Regions from separate parts of the Homo sapiens genome. Here all the other regions are linked to region 2. The links are chromatin loops, found by intact Hi-C in ENCODE. Cell type or tissue: endothelial cell of umbilical vein. All regions are shown on one strand.

Region 1 (2,500 bases), 77 kb after region 2:
TCTAAGATCTGAATATCTGTCAGACTCATTTCAGACACTCTCGGCTCTTTCTACTAATGATGCTACCTTCCTCCCATGAACCTATGTCAATTAATGCAGTGGCAAACCTTTTGTACATTAGTGTCTCTCTCCTCTGATGGACAGGTTCATTATAATAAACCAAATAACCCAATTAACTACAACACTCAGTAGGAGACTGTTATGCATACAATCTGTTTACTAAAAATGAGACAAAGAAAAATGATTATCACATCAAACACATTTCCAGAGTTTCAAGGTTGTTTAAACTGTCATATTTCAAGAAGCAAAGTAAAGATCTCATAAGTCAGAGGTTATGGATACTGGATGAAAATGGAAAGCAATTGTTTTTATTATATGTATATAAATATATATCAAATTATCTGTCTATCTATCTATCTATCTGTTTTCAAAGTATCAAGAAAAGAAGGCACGTATGCCTTTTTAAGTGAAATTAACCATTTCGTCAATCAGCAAGGCAGCAGGTAATGCCTAAAGCTATGTGTGGGAAGCAACAGTAAATGATTCTCCAAAAGAAAGTCAATATAAGAAGGAAAATATTATATCTGTATATATAATACAAATATTTATATATTTTATATAAATATCCTCTCTGTATAAGTTTTATACATATAAAATTTATATATATTTATCTTTTAGTTATGTAATGTAGAGACAGGATATTTATTTAATTTTCTTATAGTGTCTTTCTACTAGCAAACCTAGGGATCACGTTTCATGAACAAAGCCCATAAAAAGTTTAATGTAAATAAATTCTTATCTGTATTTTTAAAAGGATAGACTATATGTGGTCTATTGCTAGTAGGCAGGAACTCTAAGAAAAGTAAATAAATACAAAGCAGAGAAATAATAGAAAGTCCTTTGATTATGGGTACCCTTAATGTTTGAAGTTAGAGTGGCGGATTTGGCTCCATCTCTATAACACATCCCTTATTTCACAGAGACATTGTGAACTTTGCACTTTCTGTAGTTGGGGCTCAGGATGCATGGCTTACGCGTGCACACAGCAGATGTTTATAAATGCTTGCTGAGTATTGCCAGATCACAATGTTGCTCCATTGATAGAAAGGGGAGCTGGGTGCTCAAAACAAACCATTTTTTCTAACTTTGCTCAACTCAGTGAACTTACTGATTCAGATGAATGAGCCTGGTTTGCACCTGAGTCCAGCTAGACCATTCCCTGGAAACAAACAGCTCACATAGCCCCTGCACTGACAGTGAATGGATTTTCATCTTTGGACAAGACATGTATTTTTGTTTTGAGTTAGTAGTACTATTCTAGAAAAATGTTTCTTGTCCTCACTGAATTTCTATTCCTGTAAGCAACACCCTGGTCTTGTTACACATGCTTTAGAATAATTGTCTCCTGAAAAGGATTGTTCTCACCTGATGTTTTTGTTTAAAAAGGGCACTCGATTGTGCCTCACGCTCAAGAACTGTGATAATTTCATTGATTTTCCCAAGTGAGTCATAAAAGGACGTCATCTGCTTTTCTAATTCCTCCAACGGAATCAACAGCTGCTGAGACTCATAAAGGAGTGGGGAGTAACATTCTTTGACCTTTAAAAACATAAAGACAAAAATTCCATGAAAGACCATTAAGTGCCACTAGCTCAGGGAACGTTCATAGCTCTGAGGAACATTTTCTTTAGTGACATGATCATTTGGTGCTTACAAATATCCAAAGACATTTCTTTAATGATATTTCCTCTATATTGTCAAATTTTGCTGTGAAAAATAATAGTGCTGTACCACTGAGACAAATAAATGGCTACTGAGTTTTCTCATGAAAATTCATCTAAATCGTCCATCTGGATAGCACTTTCTCATCTAAATGATTGTTTTTAGTGAGCCAGATGGCATCAAATTATACTTCATAAACCATGCAACTCATTTTCACTTTGGCCTTGAAATCTGACCTAAGACAGTCATGAATTATTATTATATTACCTAGACCAACCTGTGTCTTCCAGCTTTGTTTTCAAGAGATCGCCTACTTGAACCCTTGACTGCTGATAAACTTAGAAACCTGTTGACTCACTCTTCCCAGACAGGCCTGTGCTTTCCTGCCTCCCACCAGCTCCATGCTTTGCTGCTCCCTGCTTATCAACATCCTACTCATCCGAAGCACTAAAGTCACACCAATTTATTCATGAAGCTTCCCATGCTAGGGGAGGGCTCTGTAGTCCAAACTGATGCAGCCCTTACCTGTCACTTGTCTTGTAAAACATGTTTTAGTTTATAGACCTGCATTGTCTTAAAGATGAGGCCACTAGCTCCTGGAAATCAAGAGCTCCAGGAGGTGTCTACTCTTCATCCTCCAAGAACTTCCCACCTCTTCTCATACTTTCAGATAACCAGGGAAAGGAAATTAATCAGTATTTGTTAGTAAGCCATTCTTTGTTTTTCATATAGTATAAAGACAATAATGTTCTAACCAGATGAGGCATATTCCAAAAAG
Region 2 (2,500 bases):
CTGTGACTGGAATAGAAAGAAAGGGAAAGAAAAAGGAACCAAGAAAGTGTAACTGATTTTTTCATATTATACCATGTAGAGCAATTATCAACTTCTTTGTCCCTCTGTGACAGAACTGATTTCTATGCTTTATTCTGGTACATAAATCTAAAGGACAGGAAATGGAACAGAATAACAAAAACAAACCCCCAAACCTAGAATCATTATAAATAGAGTAGCATAAAGAGGTAGAAAGCTTTATTTTATGGCATGCTGCATTTGTTTCAAATACTTGATTTAAAACCAGACACTGCTGGAAATACTACATGACTTTCTTACTGGCAGGAGCTATTTTGAAATGATTGTAATATAAATAGGAGCAGAGAAGTTTACTAAATTTCCTTTTAAGGACATCCATGAATCAGGGCATTATAAAACTGGAAATATTGAAAAGGCTTTCAAAGATACTGTTTAACAGTGAAAGAAACGAAGAAGAGGTTACACTCTTGCTCATTCTTCGGTCTCCCTTGTAGGCTTCCCTTTCTCACATTCTAAAGAAGCTGCCATTAGCTTCAAAAAAAAAAAAAAAGTCTCGGGAAGGTGACCAGGGAGGGTGACGTAGAGTTCTGTTAACAGGCTAATTCAAGAACAGCTGTCAAAACCACACAGAGGAGAGCTAATCGGGGAGATAACTATTTGCTGTGCTGTAGGAGATTACCAAGTGAGTCTTTTAAGGCTATAAATTCAATCATTTAGTTGTATGAAATAGTTAACTGGCAAGAAAACAGCTATGACTCTCTGTCTATTTATGCCCCTGCCCACAGGCCATTTTTCAGACTGAATGGCTGAATACAGTATTACAGACTCTTACACCATAGGAATGAAAGTAAAATGTCTCCACTAACAACAAATGTTTCCTACCGCAAATAATAACCCAAATCTTTATTTTTACAAAAGTTTGATATATAAGAAAAGGAAACAAATCAGACTTTGCTTATTTAATGAGATAAATACTTCTTCCAAGTGTGCATGTTGCGTGTTTTTAGTTAGCAAGATTTTTTTTTTAAGGAATGATGAAAGTCAAAACATTTTTTAAAGCATAACCACCAATAGAAAACAGGAAGCCAACTTACTTGTCCTTTGTGCCAGCATTCCACTATCTCCTCATCCGTGTTCTTGCCTTCCAGGAGGGTTAACTGCTGAGCCCAGGTTTTCAGAAGGGCACTGAACTGTTCCAGGGCCTGCTCCAGTTGAGCCACTTGGCCTGAGAATTCCTGCTCCGAAAGGGCCATCTGGCTGACCAGGTTCTCCAAACAGCTCTGCGTTTGGAATACACTGTCTTCCCACTGCTTCCAGTCGGCACGCAGGGCCTGCATCTCCGTGTGCATGAGCTCACACCCACTGGCAGTTGTGTTCTGTTTCACTTCGGGAGCCAGCGACTCCACTCTGCTGAGACGGCTTGCACCAATCTCTCTGGAATCTATCAGCTCCTGTAATGGAATATCACCATGGTAACTGAAGAGCCTGTGAGTCACTTGGACTGCAAGTTTTCAACTGTGTACACAGGGGGACCCTGTCCTGCCAGGAAGTTTTAACAAGTGTGCCACAAGGACCCAGAATCAATTCATCTGTCCACTCTTAAATTATAATAGCGGGAGTTGTCATCACGAGTGCCTAAGGCTTATGGCAAAAAAATCCCGAGAATCCTCAATATCCTGAAACAGACTAAACAGAGACCCTGAAATCAGGCATTATTCGCACACGTGAAAATGTTTAGTGACTCAAGTGTTTGCCTGTGGTGGATTGCTCCTGTGAATGATTAAACCCATATTTCCCTCAAAGTGGATGCTCAAGTAAATAAAGATCGTGGCAGAACTGTGTTCTGCTCACGGTCTCTATACTCAATTCATCTTCTTCAACAGGGTGGTGGCTTAAATCACACTTCCATTCTACTAGGAATCAAGCAGACTCATCACAGCAAAAGAATGAGCCCTACTCGATTCCAAATACCTCAATACTAAGTAAACATTTTTGTAGCATATAAAATGAATAATTCATTCATAGACTGACTTACTCAAAAGTTTAAAGTAACCTCTAGACTGAGTACATTTATTAGTATTTTTTTACCTTAAAAAAGTCACTAGAAATTTAACAGTTTAGCTATAGCCAAGTTAACAATTTAGCTCGATCTTAAAGCACACAAATACTGTAAAGGAAAACAAGATAAAATTAAATCACATTGTTAAATTGATATAATTGCAGCATTTCTGAGAATAGATTCTCTTACTAAAATTTTTCTTGGTGAAATAATCATCCGATGTTTATATATTTACATATCTATTGCTAAAGGCAGGATTTTGTTAATATTATTACAAAATTATGACTTTACTACCGGATTAAATAGAAATAAAAGATAATCAGGCACAAAAATGTTCAAGAAGAAAATCAATGACCAATTAGCAAGTAAAGAAACATTGGAATGTTAAGTATGAAGCATGCTTAATAAATTATGTTAAGCATA
Region 3 (2,500 bases), 65 kb before region 2:
TGAGGGACAAGATTCACTTGAACCTGCCCAGGCTGTAGCTCAGTGGCGTGATCTCGGCTCACTGCAATGATGACGAGGTTGCAGTGAGCTGAGATCACGCCACTGAGCTACAGCCTGGGCGATAGAGCGAAATGCTGTCTCAAAAAAGAAAAAAAAAGTCATGATAACCTTAAGGACTTCATTATATTTTATTATATGCAAATATTTACTTGGAAAAAAATTATTTCACATTTAAGTTTTCTTTAAACTTTCACTACAGTTATTAATACTGTGGAAAATATTTTCTATATTTTGGATTGTAGCCATAAAAAGGAGTCCAAAAGGAGCCAACAGGCCAGAGTAGTAACTTTTTTTTTTTTTTTTTTTTTTTTGAGATGGAGTCTCACTGTCACCCAGGCTGGAGTGCAGTGGCATGATCTTGGCTCACTGCAACCTCCACCTCCCGAGTTCAAGCGATTCTCCTGCCTCAGATTCCTGAGTAGCTGGGACTACAGGTGCCCACCACCATGCCCAGCTAACTTTTGTATTTTTAGTAGAGATGGGGTTTCACCATATTGGCCAAGCTGGTCTTGAACTCCTGACCTTGTGATCCACCCACCTCGGCCTCCCAAAGTGCTGGGATTACAGGTGTGAGCCACCGCACGTGGCCCAGAGTAGCAACATTTTTGACAATCACCATACATTTTGCCAATTATTTTTCAAAGAGATTTTACCAGGATACCAGCAATGTTTGAGAGCTCTCACTTCCTTAAATATGAACTTGAAAGAAACAGTATGAATGTGACAGTTAAGTTTGTCTTTCTTCCTCTCTTTTTTTGCTGAAATTTGCATTTCTAGACTTCTAAGGATGTTGGCTTTTTTTCATTGTTTTCAAATCAGTGGTAACTTAAGTCCTGTCTGTTCATATCTAAGCATATCTTAAAGCAAAAGATTGGAGTTGCTTAAGAAAGACATTGTGGGAAGAATACGCAAGATTGATCAGAGAAGAAAGACTGTGAATATAGGGAAAAATTAGAAGCTGTTAAAGCATTCCAAAAATGGAAAAATGAGGCTTTGATCTAGAACCCTGTAAACAAGAATGGAAACAGGGATTCATTTAAAGGCCACAAGGATACATAAATAATATAAGAGACAAAAATCTAGAATACTCGATACCCATGTAACTCCTATAAAAGTCACCCTATATTTTATTATATGATAACTAGCCTATTAACTATCTGTGTCTAATTTAAGCTTAAGTTACAAAAGGATGAAATAATTTCCTGGATGACGTGACTGACAGAAAAGGAACATTTTTCTCATGTAACTTCAGAGGAAATGAACTAACATAGCCAGCATGTGATGTGGACTCATGGCTTGCTCTGGGCTGCCCGACCTCCTGTGGAAGGCCAGATGACAGGCCTGGGTGAGGGCTGAGGGAGGAGGCGGGAGATCTCCCACTGAGCACCTGCATGTGCCAGGCAGACGTTTGCACGTGTGTACCTTAAACCACTTGATCTCATAAGTCTGAAATACGAATATTATTTACGTCTTCATACAAATGATGAGAAGACAGAATTCAGAGAGGCAAAGCATTCTGCTCCAAATCACACAGCCCTGCATGGCGGAGCTTGGTTTTCCCACCAGTCTGAGTGTGGAGTCTAGAATCTTTCCACACTTCATTGCATCTCTTCACAGGAAAGAATTTCCCACCAGATCCCTGCAGATAATTATTTCAAAGAAGCTACAGAAAATGAGTTCTACAAGGCTGATTGGTTTGGGTCTTGGTGTAAGGTAGGTTTAGGGAAGATCAAGGATATTTATTTATTCAATTTCATGAAATTTCATGAGAAGCTCCTTTCTGTCCAACTACTGAACAACTTAGGGGTACCTTAGCATTCTTTTTATCTGGTAGCTCCAAAAATTTTACATCACAGCCCTCTAAGTGTTGTGTCAGTCTACCCAGTTAAATCAAATTGCCCTTGGTTACTTTTTAAAGATTATTTTTCCTAAGGTTACCTGATGCAAAATATATTGTTCCCGAAGCTGGCTTGCAGAATTCCATGCAATAGTTCCATGAGCCAAGACTTTAGCTTTTTCAATCCACTTCAAAATTAATTCAAGCATTTCATTGTATTCTTCTAAATGTGATGCTGCCTGAAAAACCAGTAACATTAATGTAACAAATGTAAACTCCTCAGTTTCTTGAGCTATAAATCAGTCTTCTCTCTCTTTGGACACAACAGTCTTAGGGGTTGATCATTATAATACCTATGATATTCAATGGTATCAAAAGATCGTTTCCCTGTTAAAATCTGTCAAAGCTTTCTCAGTGACCTTAGGATAAAGCTCAAGTTCTTAATATGATTGAATTATTCCTCTTTTTCTTTCTTTTTTCTTTTTTCTTTTTTTTTTTTTTCCAAGGTCTTACTGTCACCCCGGCTGGAATGCAGCAGCTGGATCATGGTTAATTACAGCCTCAATCTTACGGGCTCAGCCTCCCACCTCAGCCTCCCACGTA

The links. Hi-C counts contacts between places; a loop is a spot of excess contacts. Peaks named below come from ENCODE experiments on the same cell type or tissue, not always from the same donor. Only the 100,000 strongest peaks of a DNase experiment are listed, where the experiment ranks them.
Region 1: it touches region 2 in a loop (7-fold over the local background); 4 of 110 quality-filtered maps call a loop at or near these places.
Region 3: it touches region 2 in a loop (3-fold over the local background); 5 of 110 quality-filtered maps call a loop at or near these places.

What each region holds. Positions count from the first base shown.
Region 1 is chr6:152,457,332-152,459,831 of GRCh38, forward strand. SYNE1 (spectrin repeat containing nuclear envelope protein 1) reads right to left here. Exons shown (of 146, transcript NM_182961.4): 22 at 1,426-1,599. Among named protein-coding and RNA genes, the nearest start is that of SYNE1-AS2, 56 kb to the left of the region's middle. In endothelial cell of umbilical vein, no CTCF peak of the experiment used is centred here; a DNase peak (open chromatin) is centred at 1,520.
Region 2 is chr6:152,379,894-152,382,393 of GRCh38, forward strand. SYNE1 (spectrin repeat containing nuclear envelope protein 1) reads right to left here. Exons shown (of 146, transcript NM_182961.4): 56 at 1,113-1,469. It overlaps SYNE1-AS1 (SYNE1 antisense RNA 1), which reads left to right and starts at 637. Exons shown (of 2, transcript NR_120501.1): 1 at 637-700; 2 at 1,167-1,820. In endothelial cell of umbilical vein, no CTCF peak of the experiment used is centred here; DNase peaks (open chromatin) are centred at 738 and 1,468; H3K4me3 peaks cover 1,478 bases; H3K27ac peaks cover 2,222 bases.
Region 3 is chr6:152,314,851-152,317,350 of GRCh38, forward strand. SYNE1 (spectrin repeat containing nuclear envelope protein 1) reads right to left here. Exons shown (of 146, transcript NM_182961.4): 87 at 1,999-2,136. Among named protein-coding and RNA genes, the nearest start is that of SYNE1-AS1, 64 kb to the right of the region's middle. In endothelial cell of umbilical vein, no CTCF peak of the experiment used is centred here; a DNase peak (open chromatin) is centred at 1,321; H3K27ac peaks cover 2,141 bases.